Linked DNA regions of Mus musculus: region 2 is linked to region 1. A link is a loop called in an ENCODE intact Hi-C map of the cell type or tissue named here. Cell type or tissue: left cerebral cortex. All regions are shown on one strand. Links, peaks and the distances in the headings refer to the core of each region. The heading gives the core; the rest is flanking DNA. Region 1 holds the start of Ubxn2b (UBX domain protein 2B). Region 2 holds the start of Fam110b (family with sequence similarity 110, member B).

The links. A loop is a pair of places that touch in the nucleus more often than their neighbours do. Peaks named below come from ENCODE experiments on the same cell type or tissue, not always from the same donor. Only the 100,000 strongest peaks of a DNase experiment are listed, where the experiment ranks them.
Region 2: it touches region 1 in a loop (2.5-fold over the local background); 6 of 42 quality-filtered maps call a loop at or near these places.

What each region holds. Positions count from the first base shown.
Region 1 is chr4:6,186,713-6,195,494 of GRCm38, forward strand. It overlaps Ubxn2b (UBX domain protein 2B), which reads left to right and starts at 4,393. Exons shown (of 8, transcript NM_026534.2): 1 at 4,393-4,501. The coding sequence starts at 4,418. In left cerebral cortex, for the core only: a CTCF peak has its summit at 4,526; DNase peaks (open chromatin) are centred at 3,686 and 4,314; H3K4me3 peaks cover 2,101 bases; H3K27ac peaks cover 1,491 bases.
Region 2 is chr4:5,639,688-5,648,469 of GRCm38, forward strand. Fam110b (family with sequence similarity 110, member B) reads left to right here and starts at 4,403. Exons shown (of 3, transcript NM_173426.3): 1 at 4,403-4,723. 4930423M02Rik (RIKEN cDNA 4930423M02 gene) reads left to right here. Exons shown (of 5, transcript NR_038183.1): 4 at 1,603-2,271; 5 at 2,366-2,597. In left cerebral cortex, for the core only: a CTCF peak has its summit at 6,680 (motif pointing right); DNase peaks (open chromatin) are centred at 4,143, 4,543, 5,170, 5,413 and 2 more places; H3K4me3 peaks cover 2,254 bases; H3K27ac peaks cover 1,497 bases.

The DNA of each region.
Region 1 (8,782 bases), core at 1-8,000:
GCATTCCTAAAGGGAAAACTCATAGCTGTGAGTGCCTCCAAAAAGAAACTAGAGAGAGCATACACTAGCAGCTTGACTGCACACCTAAAAGCTCTAGAACAATAGGAAGCAAATTCACCCAAGAGGACTAGATGACAGAAAATAATCAAACTCAGGGCTGAAATCAACCAAGTGGAAACAAAAAGAACTATTCAGAGAATCAACCAAACCAGGAGCTGGTTCTTTGAGAAAATCAACAAGATAGATAAACCCTTAGCCAGACTCACTAGAGGGCACAGGGACAGTATCCTAATTAACAAAAACAGAAATGAAAAGGGAGACATAACAACAAAACCTGAGGAAATCCAAAACACATACTCAGATCCTACTACAAAAGGCTATACTCAACAAAACTGGAAAACCTGTATGAAATGGACAAATTTCTAGACAGATACCAGGTACCAAAGTTAAATCAGGTTCAGATAAATGACCTAAACAGTCCCATATCCCCTAAAGAAGTAGAAGCAGTCTTTAATACTCTCCCAACCAAAAAAGCCAAGGACATATGGGTTTAGTGCAGAGTTCTATCAGACCTTCAAAGAAGACCTAATTCCAGTTCTTCTCAAACTATTCCACAAAATAGAAACAGAAGGTATCTACCCAATTCATTCTATGAAGCCACAGTTACTCAGATACTGAAACCACATAAAGACCCAACAAAGATAGAGAACTTCAGACCAATTTCCCTTATGAATATCGATGCAAAACTACTCAATAAAATTCTCGCTAACCGAATCTAAGAACACGTCAAAACAATCATCCATCATGATCAAGTAGGCTTCATTTCAGGGATGCAGGGATGGTTTAATATACGGAAATCCATCAACATAATCCACTATATAAACAAACTCAAAGGCAAAAACCACGTGATCATCTCGTTAGATGCAGAAAAAGCATTTGACAAAATCCAACACCCATTCATGATAAAAGTCTTGGAAAGATCAGGAATTTGAGGCCCATACATAAACATAATAAAAGCAATCTACAGCAAACCAGTAGCCAACATCAAAGTAAATGAAGAGAAGCTGGAAGCAATCCCATTAAAATCAGGGAGTAGACAAGGCTACCCACTTTCTCCCTACCTATTCAATATAGTAATCGAAGTCCTAGCCAGAGCAATTAGACAACAAAAGGAGGTCAAGGGGATACAAATTGGAAAGGAAGAAGTCAAAATATCACTATTTGCAGATGATACAATAGTATATATAAGTGATCCTAAAAATTCCACCAGAGAACTCCTAAACCTGATAATCAGCTTCAGTGAAGTAGCTGGATATAAAATTAACTCGAACAAATCAGTGGCCTTTCTCTACACAAAGGATAAACAGGCTGAGAAAGGAATTAAACACCCTAAAGGGAAACAACACCCTCCACAGTAGTCACAAATAATATAAAATACCTTGGTGTGACTCTAACTAAGGAAGTGAAAGGTCTGTATGATAAAAACTTCAAGTCTCTGAAGAAAGAAATCAAAGAAGATCTCAGAAGATGGAAAGATCTCCCATGCTCATGGATTGGCAGGATCAATATAGTAAAAATGGCTATCTTGCCAAAAGCCATCTACAGATTCAACCCCATCAAAATTCCAACTCAATTCTTGAATGAATTAGAAAGGGCAATTTGCAAATTCACCTGGAATAACAAAAAACCTAGGATAGCAATAACTTTTCTCAATGATAAAAGAACTGCTGGTGGAATCACCATGCCTGACCTAAAGCTGTACTACAGAGCAATTGTGGAAACAAACAAACAAACAAACAAACCCTATATAGTACTGGTACAACGACAGACAGGTAGATCAATGGAATAGAATTGAAGACCCAGAAATGAACCCACACACCTATGGTCACTTGATCTTTGACAAGGGAGCTAAAATCATCCAGTGATAAAAAAGACAACATTTTCAACAAGTGGTGCTGGCACAACTGGTAGTTATCATGTAGAAGAATGCGAATTGATCCATTCTTATCTCCTTGTACTAAGGTCAAGTCTAAGTGGATCAAGGAACTCCACATAAAACCAGAGACACTGAAACTTATAGAGGAGAAAGTAGGGAAAAGCCTCCACAATATGGGCACAGGGGAAAAATTCCTGAACAGAAGAGCAATGGCTTGTGCTTTAAGATCAAGAATTGACAAATGGGACCTCATAAAATTGCAAAGCTTCTGTAAGGCAAAAGACACTGTCAGTAAGACAAAAAGGCTACCAACAGATTGGGAAAGGATCTTTACCAACCCTAAATCAGATAAGGGTCTAATATCCAATATATATAAAGAACTCAAGAAAATGGACTCCAGAAAATCAAATAACCCTATTGAAAAATGGGATTCTGCCCCACCAGGGGAATCCATTCCATAATCAGCCACCAAACGCAGATACTATTGCATATGCCAGCAAGATTTTGATGAAAGGACCCTGATATAGCTGTCTCTGGTGACTATACCAGTGCCTAGCAAATACAGAAGTGGATGCTCATAGTCATCTATTGGATGGAACACAGGGGCCCCAATGCAGGAGCTAGAGAAAGTACCCAAGGAGCTGAAGGGGTCTGCAACCCTATAGGTGGAACAACAATATGAACTAACCAGTACCCCCAGAGCTTGTGTCTCTAGCTGCATCTTCTTCTAGTAGCAGAAGATGGCCTAGGAAGGCCCCTTGGTCTTGCAAACTTTATATGCCCCAGTACAGGGGGATGGCAGGGCCAAAAAGTGGGAGTGGGTGGGTAGGGGAGCAGGGTGGGGGGAGGGTATAAGGGACTTTCGGGATAGCATTTGAAATATAAATGAAGAAAATATCTAATAAAAAAATTGAAAAGAATTGTCACAGTCTCAGTCTTGCTGTGGTCTCTCCAGTTGGACTGATTTTCATTACTCAAGGCCACATCTGGTGACCTTGGCCCAGTAAATAAGCCTGGCTGCTTACACATCAGAATCTAACTTAGCCCAAAACTCTAGTCTAAGGCTCTTTCTGACCACCTCATAATCGCTTCTAAAAAAAAAAATCATTTCTAAACAACCAGGTAGTATTTTGCTGACATGTGTAAGATGTTTCCATTATCTGTCTTAGAACTTATCTGTGACTTTTTACTTGTGGTCTTTCCTGGCCCAACAACTGTGAAAAGTTCTTCTCCTTCAAGGCCCAACATTAAAAGGTCATTTCTTGTCAAAAACATGATGGGAATTTTTAAGGCAGAATGTGTATCAAGACAGCAATGCAAGGTTTGGTAACTTGTACTGCTAGTTTCTAGTTTAATTATCATTTGCCTCGCTCAAGTACATCATTACATACTCAGCAATATGAGTGGAGCACTGTTGAGTTAACTGAACTGGGGAGAGGGACCATTATCCTTTGCCTTCTGAGTCTCAAGCTGAAAATAAAACTGAACTAAATAAATTTTCAGGAGAAAAGGACACACATTTTATTTTTTTTAAAACAATCATGTGATTAGCGTCTTCGTGGGAAACCTGAAAGCCTGTGTGGCTGTATCTACATACCAGGGGCAACCAAGAAAAGTAGCTAAGATGTGGATTTAATTCTAAAAGGTCTGTTGCAGACCTCTCAGTTTCATCTTCTCTACCTCATAAGTTTTTGTTTTTGTTTATTTTTTTTAAGTGCTCGAAACTCAAAGAACAGCCAAGGCAGCAGGCTGTAGGCTCCCACCTAGCATGGTACACACAACAGGCACCAAGAGAGTATTCTCCATTCACATACAGTCCGCGAGTAATAAATACTCTTTGCAAAGTAAAGTGTACTCTGTTACCTGCTTATATCTTTCTTTCCCTTCCTAGCTTATAAATTTCATAAAGGCTTCTTTTTTTTTTCTTGGGAGGCAATTCTTGGAGGTGTAAGTGTCTGGGACTTAAGATGAGAGTTAAGTCAATCCCAGCAGAAAAGAAGATGGCTTAAGAGTCTCCATTCTCATTGCCAAAAGCTTTACCGTGTTTCCTATCCTCAATACGGATCCACTCAGAAGGACTAATTTACCATCCAATCCTGGATAAGGGAAAATGACAGATAAGGGGAAATGAAAGGTGGAGTTGTTCATCTGCTAAGATATTGCATTGTTGAGTTAAATGAACTTGGAAGACAACGCTGCGCTCTAAAGGCAACCTACAGCATCTCCCAGCGAGTCGAATGGTGACTATAGAGAGATCTCAAAAACTGAAAAACTGGCGAGCCCTGCGGACCGGAACCCTACAGCGAGTGCGCACCGGCTGGTGGGGGGAAAAGGAGCCCGGAGGAACACCACGAACCCGGCACGGCTCCGCCCCCTCTCCAAGGCAGTGGGAGTCACGGAGTGGCTCCGCCCCTTCCACAGTCGCTAAGCAACCAACCCCGGAAGTCGCGGTCCGGGGCAGGCGCCGCAAGCGGGTGAAAGATGGCGGAGGGTGGCCGTGCGGAGCCGGAGGAGCAGGAGCGTGGGTCCTCCAGGCCACGGCCCCCAAGTGCGCGGGACTTACAGGTGCGCAGGCATGGAGCGCGGCGGCGGCGGGCGAGAGGGCGTGGGCATGGCGGGCGCGGGCCAGAGCCACTTTGTACCTCACCTGAGCCTGTCTCCGGAGAACTGGAGGGTCTCTCCTGGAGGCGCATTGCGGAGGGGTGCGTGTGGAATCCTGTGCCCTAGCCTCAGGCGGCGGTACAGGGGTTCCCTTCACGCTGGATGCACAAAGCAAATGTCATTTTGCCGAGCCATCTGGGTGCCTCCCAGCTGATGCTGCCTGCATTTGGGGAGTTGCTGTGGCCAGTGATAAATCAGCCATCACTAAAAAAGTAACTTTAAAAATGACGCGTGCTGGTTTGTTCTCCTGGATGCTTTTTCACGTTTGATGATTTATACATTAAAAGCACTTTCTTCTCCAAAAGCCTGCGGTTTTGCAGGGGAGAGCTTAAAACAGTTCAGGCTTTGGTCACAGCTCGCTTGAAAGAGTTCACAAAACAGCTTAACAGAAATAAAACTCAGCAATGTTAGGATGCTGGCATTAGCTAAACACTTGTCCGATGCTAATACTGCTTGTCCATTTTAGCCTTTTTTTTCTATCTCCTCATGAAATCATTGATAAAACTCAAACGATTAAACATATATTAGGGGTTATAGTTCAGAATAAATGAGCCTGGATTCGCAAACCTTGACAGAGCATTTTTATAGCAGGTCTTCATTCTGTAACCAGACGTACTGACCGTTTGCCATTCTAACTTTGTGCTGAAGCTCTGGGAAATGTGGATACAAATAGGACATCAAATCCAGAAGTAGTAGTGGATACTGTTGTGTGCTATCAAATTTTGTGAAAGGTCTCAGATTTGAAACAGGCTTGTAAAGCAGCTTTACAGACCAAGCCAATGCAGAATTCTAATGGTATTAATTGAGCACTGGTTGGTTCCGGTGACCCCGGAGCCAGTTAGCTCGTTATCTTAGAGTAATTGTCACTGTGATGAAACACCATGACCAAAGCAGCTTGGGGAGGAAAGACTCATGCTTCCACTCACAGTTCCTTATCAGACAGGACGTCAGAGCAGGAACATGGAGGCAGGAGCCGATGCAGAGGCTATGAAGGGTGCTACGTACTGGTTTGCTCCCCAAGGTTTCTTCAGCCTGCTTTCTTATAGGACCCTGGGCTCACAGCCCCGGTTTGGCACCACCCATAGTGTGTGTGGCCCTCCACCATCCATCACTAATTAAGAAAATGCTCCAAAGACTTGCCTACAGCCTTATGAAGGCATTTTTTTTTCATCGAGCCCCCCTTTCCCTGATATCTCTGGCTTTGTCAAGTTGACATAAAACTAAACAGCACACTAGTGAGGCAGTGTATTTTCTGTGTCTGGCTTGCTAGTTTTCATAAAGTCACATCTTATTGTCACTTGGAGTTTTCCCAACATGCTCTGGGTCTAGAAGCTGCCTCATTCAGGAATTCTATTTTGTTTTATGAATAATCTAGGTTTAATTGTCCTGAACAGTCTCTATTTTAACCACATATAACCTTTTGGACACCTTCATAACTGTTTGGAGAACTAAGCATAGTTTGAAGCATCACTGAATGCCAAAAAAAAAACAAAAAACAAAAAACAAAAAAACAAAATAAAACAAAGCAAAAAACAAAACAAAACAAAACAAAACAAAACAAAGGCAGTTCAGAAGATGAACTTGGAGAATGCAGAGATCAGCATCAGGTAGGAGATAAAAACCAGTGAATTAATGACCAGCTGAACAGAAATCTATCTCAGCTGCCATTCAGAATAGTCTGTCAGCCTCTACATCAGGAAGGAGGGTTTTAGGAAGAGGGCTATATAGTTATCTCCTGAAGTGTCTCTCTGTTGTGACTTCTGGACTGTTTCTAAGGCTGTTGTGTAGTGTCCTCCAGGCAATTCGTCATAGGGTTTAAAGTTGTTTAAGGTATTTAATTGCATATTTCCCAATGTTCCTCCAGAATAATATCAACAGGATTGCTGCTCTTAATTCCGTGTTTCCATCCAGATTAGCATTTGGGGAGGAGTAAACTTGTCTGAGGCTATCTAGATCACTGGTTCTCAGTGAAATAATGTCCCTGGAAAGGCTTGATAAAGCAGACACTAGCGCTCATACCCATATCTAATAGGTACAGAGTGGGACTTGAGCATTATGTATTTCCCAGATTCCCAGGTGTGGCTAGTCTGTACAGTTAACTTTACTGTGTTTTCTACAATGTAGCATAAGGCTGAGCCTTCTAGTTCTCTCTTGCTGTGTTTCTGCCCTTCACAGTGACTTAGATTCAGGTTACCTTCCAGACTGGAAAGAATATCAGTCCTTGACTTGGGAAGAATTGGAGCAAGAATGTCTCTTACTTAGGAAGCGCTGGTTTTGTCATTATACTTTTATCTGGTACTTGAATTAATCTTCTTTATTTAATTTCAAATAATATAATCTCAGGAGTGCTCAGTCTCTGTGTCTAATAATCTACACTTTAAAGAGTATCTCTAGCTGCATATGTAGCAGAAGATGGCCTACTTGGCCATCATTGGGAAGAGAGGCCCCTTGGTCTAGCAAACTTTATATGCCCCAGTACAGAGGAATGCCAGGGCCAAGAAGTGGGAGTGAGTGGGTAGGGGAGCAGGGCGGGGGTGGGGGGCGTATAGGGGACTTTTGGGATAACATTTGAAATGTAAATGAAGAAAATAATAAAAAATAAAAATAAAGATTTAATAATCATGAGTGGGCCCATGTCATAATCTGTGACTGGTGCCAACTCCTTCTGAAGAACTTGTTCAAGTCTCGGGAAATAATGCTTGGACCACGTTCTTAGTGTTCCTTTTCTACTTTCCATAAAGTCAAAGGTGCTTTATTTATTTTACAGAAGAAAAGTATTTTGATTGGCAACAATCAAATAGTGGCTAAGGAAAAGAACCTGGTGGGGCAGGCATGGTAGACTTCCTGAAGTAGGGCATACAGCTAGGTTCCTCATATCTGTGTGGATCAAGAAAGCTGAAACATAGCAGCTTTTGCCTTTTTCTTCAGCCCAAGACCCTAGCCCATGATGCTCAGGGAAGAAAGGGTTTTTTTCTTTAGAAATAATGCCAAAAACACATGCAAAGGCATATCTCCGAGGAGGTTCCTAGTCCAGTTGACACTGACAATTCCCCATTACAATTGGCACCTAAGGTAAATGTCATTGGGAGGACAGCATATATTATGTGGGTTTAGAAAAGGATGCTTAAGAAAATTCGAAGCCATATTTACATAGGTCCCCTGAAACAGGTGTTTGGAATACAGATAACACTGTATGAGATACATGTATTGAGCATATAAGTCATTCATAGATCTGAAATAATACAGTTGGCTCAGGAGGTGATCCATCAAAGAAGACTGTTTTAAAGAGCCTTCTGGAGGGTAAGTTGGATGCTTACTGTAGTCATGGTCCCTCCCCTAGCTTGCTTTGGGTTTAGTGTGGGGTTTTGGAGGGTAGGAGTAGCAAAGCATGCCAGGAAGACACATAGAAAGTGAAAACAGGGACACTGACACAGCAGTGTCACAGTTAAATCCTGTATTGATGGGATGGGTGTGGGCTTGTGCTCTGCACACATTAATCTTTCAGCTGATTGTCAGAAGAATTTTGATAGGCATTTAAAGAAGTAACTATGCTCAAGGATGTTCAGTAATCCACCAGATGTTACACAGTATCACTAAGATGATGTTAACACAGTGTCACCAAATGTTACACAGTGTCACCCAATGCTACACAGTGTCACCAGATGATGTTACACAGTGTCACACAATGTTACACAGTGTCACACAATGTTACACAGTGTCACCCAGTGTTACACAGTGTCACCAGATGATGTTACACAGTGTCACCCAATGTTACACAGTGTGTTCCTAAGTCAAGATTTGGATCCAGTTGAGAGCAACAACTGGGTGTGTGAACATGGGGGAGGAGGGAGTGGGAGGAAAAAGAAGGGAGAAAATGATGGAATTATATTTTAATTTCAAGAACTTAGAGGTCTGTAGAATTTTTGAGTTCAGTTCTTAGGAGGTCAGAGCCATTGATTTGCATTTCTAGGGAAACAGCTGCTTTAGAAATTCACAGGTTGGTGCATCTATGACAGTGAGAGAGGAGTAGGAATAAGACAGTTGAAGGAGGGGGAAGCTGTCTTCTGTGTGTCTTGAGGGTGTACTTTAAATGTGTTTATATAACGGCTGTGGAATCTTCCAGGGCCAGGGCAAGTCACTGGGTGTTAGAGAGCTTTTCTTATGTGTATGAGCCTGCCTGGGTTC
Region 2 (8,782 bases), core at 783-8,782, 550 kb before region 1:
AAGCAATGTCAGGTAATGTCAAGTTTCTATAAAAGTGTCAAAATGCAAGCTTCCATTTCTAGGTGTATATTAGATTAGTTACAAACAGCTCAGTGCTGCTCTTTGAGTAAACTCTTCTAGGAGAAAGCTAGAGAAATACAATGCTCTGAAGGGAGGTACAGAAGGTGGAAACTGAATGTTAAATTTCTGAAGCCGAAAGTCAGTGCCCCCATATCCAAGGGATTAAACCAACCATGAATCACAAATATTCAGAAATTATTGTGTCTGTGTGACACATATACAAACCTTTCTCCTTTCTACCATTCCTTCAGCAATGTAGCATAACAGCCATTTACAAAGGGCTACAAATGACTCAGAGAACAGTACTTAAGCCATAGAATACAGCAATTATTCTCTGAGCACTAGGTATTACAAACAGGCCAGATAAGAGCTCACATTTACAGGAGACTATTCACAGGTTATATGCAAATACTATGCTATTTAATGTACATTAAACTTGATGACCTAACAATGGCCTGGGTAACAGTGAAGATCAGGGATCAAGTCCCCCATGACACCAGCTGTGTTCTGAGGCATGGATTTAGAAAAGGACCATCCATAGGGAAAGCATATGAATGCATGGAAGCAGAATTGGGGGCAAAAGATTTACAAGGAACATAATTTTTTTCAGTGCCAGGCAGGTATTTGCAAGAAGGTGCCAGTGGGGAGGTCTGGAAGCAGAGGCCTCATGGTATGCCATATGTGTCCCTGAAGAGTGACTTCCCAGCCTGTCTGTCTTCCTTTGATTCTTAGTCTAGCATGCCTTGCGGATGAAAGTAGGTGCGGAAACAGATTATTCCTTTAGGACACAACAGTTAGCATACATGGACTGGAAAAACATACTCAGATAATTGAATCATAGAAAACTTTGCCTTACCTGACGACACAGACAACTGTATGAAAGGGAATGAAAATGCTTTTGTCTTAATTTGGGCCAGCCAGCAGGGCAGCCATCAGCCACATGTTGTTAGTGAATACTTGAAAAAAGAATCTACTGTGGCGAAGAAAAATTTAAGTCATTGACGTTTAAAATTAAAAAGTTTTATTCAGTGAATCAGAATTAAATGCAAGGGATTTAGAAGTGTTGAAACTTCAATTCATTTACATTCCAGTGGCCTCTTGTGGTTAGCCTGGCCCACTGGACAGATGATTTGTGGGACCTGCGAGCATGTTTGATTTAGAGTAGAAGATATATGGACTACAGGTCAGAAGGATCAGCTGATAAATCTTGTAATTGCTAACTCTAACCTTGGGTATGTCTCTTATTTTTCCTTGTCCTCAATATCTTCATGGAATGTTCATCATAATATTTATGGTTAGTGGCCCGTGTTAACTAAAAATGAAGCATGCAACTGCCCTAAGAGACTAAGTATCTCGGAAGCTACTGGAGTTTAGCGAGGTAGGTCCTGGTTGTTGTCTATGAGCACCCATCAGCACCCTGAGCTTGTGCAGGAGCGCAAGGTAAACTATGAGACCAGCGGCAATAGATAAACCCAGGCTGTTACTGATGGAAAACTGACCACAGTGCAACAACTGACAAGGCCTTTCTCTCTCTCTCACCAGCGCTGCCCTTTCTCTTGCTGCCTACTGTTTCTAACCCATCCCCCCGCCCCTGAAGCACAGTCCTCCCTGCTTTTTCTATACCTTCAGATTGATTGTTGAAGGGAAAAGACAAATGGAGTTTGTTCAACCAATTACTTTAACTTTATATACAACTCAAACCCATAGACGTTTGGATGAGGATCTCTCAAGGATTTCCCCGTAGAATGAAGAGCACAAGTTAACCTTTAACAACCATCAGAAACTCTTGGGAGGAGTTAACAACAAAAACAAAAAGTCCTCATGCTTGTCTCCTGCTCCCCATTCTGGAGACGCCATGCTATGGGGAGCTCTCCGGATAACTCTGCACCCTGCCAGAAAGCACTCTATTATGCTGTGATTTTTTTGGGGGAGTTCTGGACAAGTGGACCTGTGTGACCCTGACCTAACTAAAAGAGAACAAAGAAATAGACTGTACTGAAACCCTGGCTGAGGGTGCTGGGGAACTCTTCCCCTTTGGTGAGATTCTCCCTGGAGTATCATCAACATTTGTCCAGATGCTGCTGGAGTCTGCGCCTGGATACCAAGGATCTTTTCCTTCCCATTGCTTCCAAGCTGCTGAGCCATGATTTCTTCCTTGTCTCTCCAGTTGGCAGCACATCTCTTTACAGTAGATTGCTCTTCAGTTCACAGGTTTGTATATTCCTGAAATGTCACCAGTGACAGAAAGACTAGGTTCTTCCCTGCGTCAATAGCACCGCTGAGCTCTCTGTCTCCTCTCTTGTAGATATCATATCGTTCTCCCAACGAAATAAGTCAAGCAATCAGAGACTGTGGCTAATACTGAAAAACTCTATCTACAGATGCTTGTTTCAGAACCAATCAAACATTGTTATATACTTTCTGAGACAAAAATCTTTGTGAGACAAATGAATTCCATGCACAGGCCAATGGCCCATTTCTTTGGAACAATACTCTAAGCACAGGAAAATTCTAATTAAAAAAAAAAAAACTAAAACAAAAACCAAAAAACATTAGTGTGGTGAATTTCCAGAAGACTACGGTAGCCCTTCAGATTTTGTCTTGAAAAGACTGATCCTAGATTAGCAGACAATGGGGAGTTGTAAAAGTACACTTATTGTACTAACAGCTAAGACAGAAAATGTACTAGGAGATTCTGGTTTAGACACTATTGTTTTACTCTTGTTCTGTGAACACATCTCTTATTGGGTTTGGAGTATAATATGATTTTATATTGAAAAGTAACACCCTCAATGAGATCCTTTAATACCATTAAAACCCAGGGTTTTGTTGTTGTTGTTTTGTTTTGTTTTGAGACAGGGTTTCTCTGTGTAGCCCTGCTTGTTCTGGAACTCACTCCATAGACCAGGCCGGCCTCAAATTCACAGAGATACACTTGCCTTTGCCCTGAAATAAAGGCCTTAAGTGACTTCTTGACCTGTACTTCATTATCAAGAAATTACGTGGTTTGATCAACACAAAAGCTAGAAGCTACTGGTTGTGTTTCTGATTTCCAAAGCCCAGGGTAATCTTTTATGATTTTATAAGTCAACATTTTGAACCGGAGCCCATTGGAAAACTGAAAGAGCAAGAAGGCAGTTCAGCGGGACATGTCCTCTGAAGCCCCATGCTGATGCTGTGCAGTTCACTTTGCTGATGCTGTGCAGTTCACTTTGCAGATTCGTTAGTTGAGACATGAGTTTTCCTGGCTCCCCTGCTAGTGAAGGTTTCCTTCTGGCTTGCCTTTGTTCTCTGGTGGGGCACACTCTGCTGCTGCAGGCTTACAGGACATATTTAGGAGAAAGAACCTTGATACTTCCTGCGTAGGTCATGACCTCCTTCCTCCCATCTCTATTTCCAGAGTAAAGATATTCTTTACTTGGCTGTCCGGGACACTCAAATGGAAGTTTGCATCTCAGTCACACACAGTGGGGAAGTGGCAAGGCTTAAAAGAAGGAATGGAACAAGCAAGTGCAGAGGTGGGGTCTGTTTGGGCTGGAAACTGGCTGCGTTTGCTATAATAATGATGACAAATAGCTTCAGTCCACCGACAGGGATTTTGGAGTAGGCATAGAGGCTGACAAGGACCCTGTTTGCATGCCAACCTTCACTCAAAGCCCAGCATTACATCACATGCTAACACAATACTCTTGCAAATAGCCAGAGATTTGTTGTAGCTATCTGATTTTTAGTTGATAATTTCTGAACTACAGGGAATCAAAAGTTGCATAATTTAAATATGTATAGATGGCCTTTCCGCAAAACTCATACAAATGCCATTACATTTCATAGTACTAAGGGTTAAAAATAGAGAAATTTTGCTTGATAGATTTTTTTTGGGGGGGAGGGGCAAGGAATATATATTGTGATTCCCCTAATCTCCTTTAAATTCGGTTATTTTGATATACGTGCATTTTAATTTTTAGACTTCCCACTAGCAAAACTCATTTAGAACATACTTAGTCTTTCTAAAATGCTTCCTGCCCACGGAGAAAACCCTATTACTAACCACATGTGAGGTAGGAGACTTGGCAAGATCTTCAAGAAGGGGCTATCAGAAAAGCTCATCACATCTGCCCACATGTTCTAGGAACCAGCACAGCCTGATGTGCACTGTCCTGGGGTGGAAGAGTCACATCCCAGAGCATCAAGGCTTAGGAGCAGTGGGGGAGTAGGGCACAGGGTGGGCGTGGGGCTGATGGGGGTGGGGCCAAGGCGCAGGTGGGCGGGGTGGAGGAGAAGGAGGAAGAGTGCGGGTGCGGAGGGGGTGGGGCGGGAAGGTAGGCTGGGGGCGGGGCGCTCTGGGGGCGTGCCGGCTGCGCAGAGACACGCGCTCTGGGCCGCAGCAACTGGCTCCAAGTTCCCTCCCTCGCTCTCCTGCGGAGCCTGCCTGAGCCCGCCCCTTCGGTGCGGAGGAGCAAACGCGGCCCCGGTCAGCTCAGCCCTCCGTTGCCGCCCGATCCGGGCCGGTTCGGCTAACCCGGTCCATTCCGAGCCGGCGGCGAGGACCCGGCGGCCACTTCATCCCGGCCTGCAGTGCATCGCCGGGCCCAAGCTCCTCCTCGCGGTCTCCCGAGCCTGGTGCCTGGCCTGGCCGCCTTGCAGGGGCCGGAGTGCGGCCAAGGTAAACGGGGGCGCTGGCGGGTGGGGAGTACCTCTCAGGGTCCCGCTCCGGCCGGGCCTGGGCACCGAGGAGCCTGGCCCGCTGTCCGCCCTGCGCTCGGCTGCACGCCCCGGGCCGGGGATGAGGCCCAGGCTCGGAAGGAGCGCTGACTGCTGGGGAGAAGGTGGGCGAGGACGCGGCGGCCCCCAGCCCCACTCCGTGCTGCATCCCCACCCAGGTCATCCCGTGGGCGCGTCACTGTGCTGTCAGTTCCTGCGGGAATGCAGATCCCGGGGCTCTGAAAGTTTGTTTGCCCCCACCGCCTCCTCCCTCCAGTCCTCCCACAGCTCGGTTGTCTGTTTTCTTTGAAAGCATGAGGGTTGGAAATAGAATAAAATTGGTCCTGGCTCACTCGTGCCCCTGTCACTTAGCGGTGCTCAGAACTTGGCGACAATGCTAGGCTGTGAGAAGCTGGTGTCTGTGCTGCCCTCCTTTTGTTATAGCAAGGAGCCTGATGGTGACAAGTCTTTCCGTGGTGGCCAGCAAAGAAGGAAGAGGGGATAACTTTGCCTTATTACTTCCCAAAGTGGGAATAAAACCACCGGACTCCCAGCTTTTTTGACCCTTTAAAGTTGCTATTCAGATTTATTGACAGTCACCACATTCTCTTCCAAGAAAGAACAGGCATTCTTTCTTGCCTAAGATTCAGGTTTCCCCCCACAGCCAAGTTATGTCCTGTGCAAATCTGGCGCACATCTGTGACAACAGTGCATGGCTGGCTTGTGAGGACTGCCGAGTCTATTTTTGCAGAGAGGAATATGATAGCAGAATCAGCATTTTTTTCTGTATGAATAATATGACTTCCATTTTCATTTCCTCTCTTGGTGTGAAAGAGTTATTTAGCTTCCACCATCTAAGTCATGCGAAAGCACCTGTGCTGTTGATGTTATTATTAGCATCGTTTATTATTGTTGTTATTATTATCATCATTATTATTACTGTTGTATTTGTATTCACTTTGTGGTATTGAGACCTGGTCATTCAAATGAAGCATTTATTAAGCAGTTATTTTAAGATAAGGGCAGGCATGTTGATGGTAACGTGCCATTGATTTACCCCATTACATATAATCTGTGACATCTCTTCATTAGTCACTTAAAAATCACGAATTGAACACAGGGACAGCATTACCTTTTGAACCTGAAAATCTGCAAAGGCCTTACCATAGGGCATGGAAGATGGTTCTAGAGAAATGTTAGATTTTTTATTTTTGTTTTTATTTTCAACCTATGTTTTTGCTGTTTGGGGGGGTGGGGGTGGGGTGGGTCCTTTGTTTGTTTTTATCCCAGATCTTTCAAAGCATGATCTATTTTGAGTCAGTGATTTAATTTTAGATCAGAATTGAGGTTGGGTTGTTTGCGGGAGACTGACAAGCTGCTGGCTCTGTGTATCCTCAATGGCTGGGAATGGGGAATTTGGTATTTGTCTGGTCTATGAGTCTGAATTCAATCATGGCCTGGCGAGTTTTGTAATAAGACTTGGTTGTCCATGAAGGGCTTAACCAGAAGGAAAATCTCTGCTGTGAACCTCATCTTCAAATCGCCCTCCTCCTTAGGTTTAGAATACTACTCTCAGTTTCTAGTTGGAAAACTCACCGTCTATGCTTGCCATTAATGAAAGATGAATGCATTTGCTGTGTGATCACCCCCTCATAGCACATCATAACTCTAGCTTTAAAGCCTTGGGTTCGATACCTCTAGACTAAATGGTTGAGAAAACAAATAAAATTACCTACTCGCCCTTTTCAGTAACAAAAAGATGACACTTGCAGCTTAGATATTTTATATTTTAGTCACTCAGCTATCAGTTTACCCTCTGTCCCGACTATTGGATTTTAAGTGGAAATCTTTTTCCTTAAGTGTTTAGCTACAGACAGGCTTTGTATGAGGTGAGCTGCTGTAGGTATAGCCCATCAACAGTAGGTGGTGCTGTGGGGAACTCTGGCAGCTCAGCCAGGGCATAGGTATGCTTAAGGAACATCCAGCATTAATCTGCACTAGTGCTGGCCAGGTGTGAAAACAACCGGAGGGACAGACAGCAGCCTGCACAAGTGTTAAGAATGACATGGTTTCTTAAGTTTTCTCTTTGCATTTTTAACGTTTGGCAAGCATTTACCTGGAGAATCTTTTTTTTAGAGTCCAATAATGTTCTAGATGCTAAGTGTATAATGCTTATAAAAATTATTAGCTGCACTTCTCACTTTTATTGTTCTTCATTAGAGTTAGGTGGACTTTGGACTAACCTAGGCTAAGCCAAGAGCCTCTGCAGCTAACGTGGACTTTTTCTTTTTCTAGCATGGACTTGCAGTTCAGAGCAACAAAGGGCGTGGGACCTACTCCCCTCTTGAATTTATTTGGGAAGGCCCTGCTCCCCTCTGCTTTTTTTGGTCACCTCTTATCATTTTTCTGGCTCCTGGCAGGTTACAATGAGAATTGATATTCAAGGTGAAGATGCTGAATTTATTCTATGCTGGCTGCGTACCCCGGCTAGGAAGTAAATTAGTCCACTCAGTTAAAGGTTTTCTGGCTCCCAGTCGCTTACCTGTGAAGGCCAGTCCTGTGAGCAGCATATCTCTAGGCTTCCTCTTACTCCTCTAACAAACAATAGTTTTGTTATCTGCTTTCTGTGGGTGAATTTAGTGACTTGACTGAGGCATAGCTAATAAATAGCAAGATGTAAGTACCAGAGGCTGGCTTTTCTACTGCCCAGAGAGGAAAAGCTTTGCAGCCTCGTAGCTGCTGGAGCTGACTGATCGCTTCTTCAGGGGTTTGGTATCAGAAAAATCTCATCACTCAGTGATCGGATTTGGATTTTCTGGGTAGTGCTTGATCATCAGTCCAAAAGTAGGAGAAATCGAGTTTTTTTTTCCTTTTCCTGAATAGTCTTTTAATGTGTGGCAAAGATTACTTGTTTCGAGTGTTGAGAAGGATGGCAGCTGAATGTCTTTGAATTAGATAAAAGGCTGATAGAGACGGTTTAGACCTTGAGGCTGTGAATCATGTTGGGTCTGTTTGGGGTTTTTGCTCCTGACAGCCCAGCTCTACACTTGGCCTTGTGACATACTCTCTGTCCACCGATGAGCTTGCTTACTGTGATCCCTTTCATGTGGGAGGCAGGACTGTGAGCGCGCATGTGTGTGTGTGTGTGTGTGTGTGTTTTGTTCCACAGTTGAGGCAGAGCCTCAACTTAATCTTTCAAAAACAAAGATGGGCTGTGTTTCTCAGTTGACTCCCCTACAAATACGAGTAGGAAGGCAAACAAGTAGGGCTTGAGAAACCCTGAAAAGAGCCGGTGACTCAGGCACACTGCTGTCCCCAAAACCTGATGGAACTGTGATTCTGGGCAATGAGAATTCTCAAACCTGTTGATGACCATGAAAGTACTGCGTGATGGCTGCGGAGTGTCTCTTCTCCTTGTCCACAGCAGTGATGGCAGCAATAAGATGAGAATCAACCTTTCTACTCCACAGTCCTTTCTTATCTTATTTGTAGACAGCTTGGGTGGGTTTCTTAATGATTATTTTGCAAAGTGATATTAATAAACATGCACCACGCATTCCTTATTTTGACACCTTTGGTTTCTCCATGTGTATGATGGGGGACTGGGTAGAATTTTAATCTTTTTCATGTGATAAAGTTGTCACAATAGGAGAGACTACATAAGGACCTGGTGTTTATGAACCTTAACCGCCCCTCCCTTCCCTCTGCCCCTAGAGTGCTCTCAAGAACATGTGCGCATGTGTGTGTGTGCGCGCACGCGCGCTCGTGAGAGCACAAACACACACACACACACACACACACACACACTTACTCGCACACTTTTAAAGCTTAGTAGCCAAACAAATTGCTTTTTTTCTAGCGTTAACAGTAAAAAAGAAAGTGTGTGTGTGTGTGTGTGTGTGTACATGAGTGCGTGCATTGGACTTTTTTTTTTTTTTCCTGCACTGACTTTAAAATTGCAAATGATTTGGATGCACATCCAAAGGAGAGCCCCCTAGTTCTAGAGGAACTGCCATTTAGC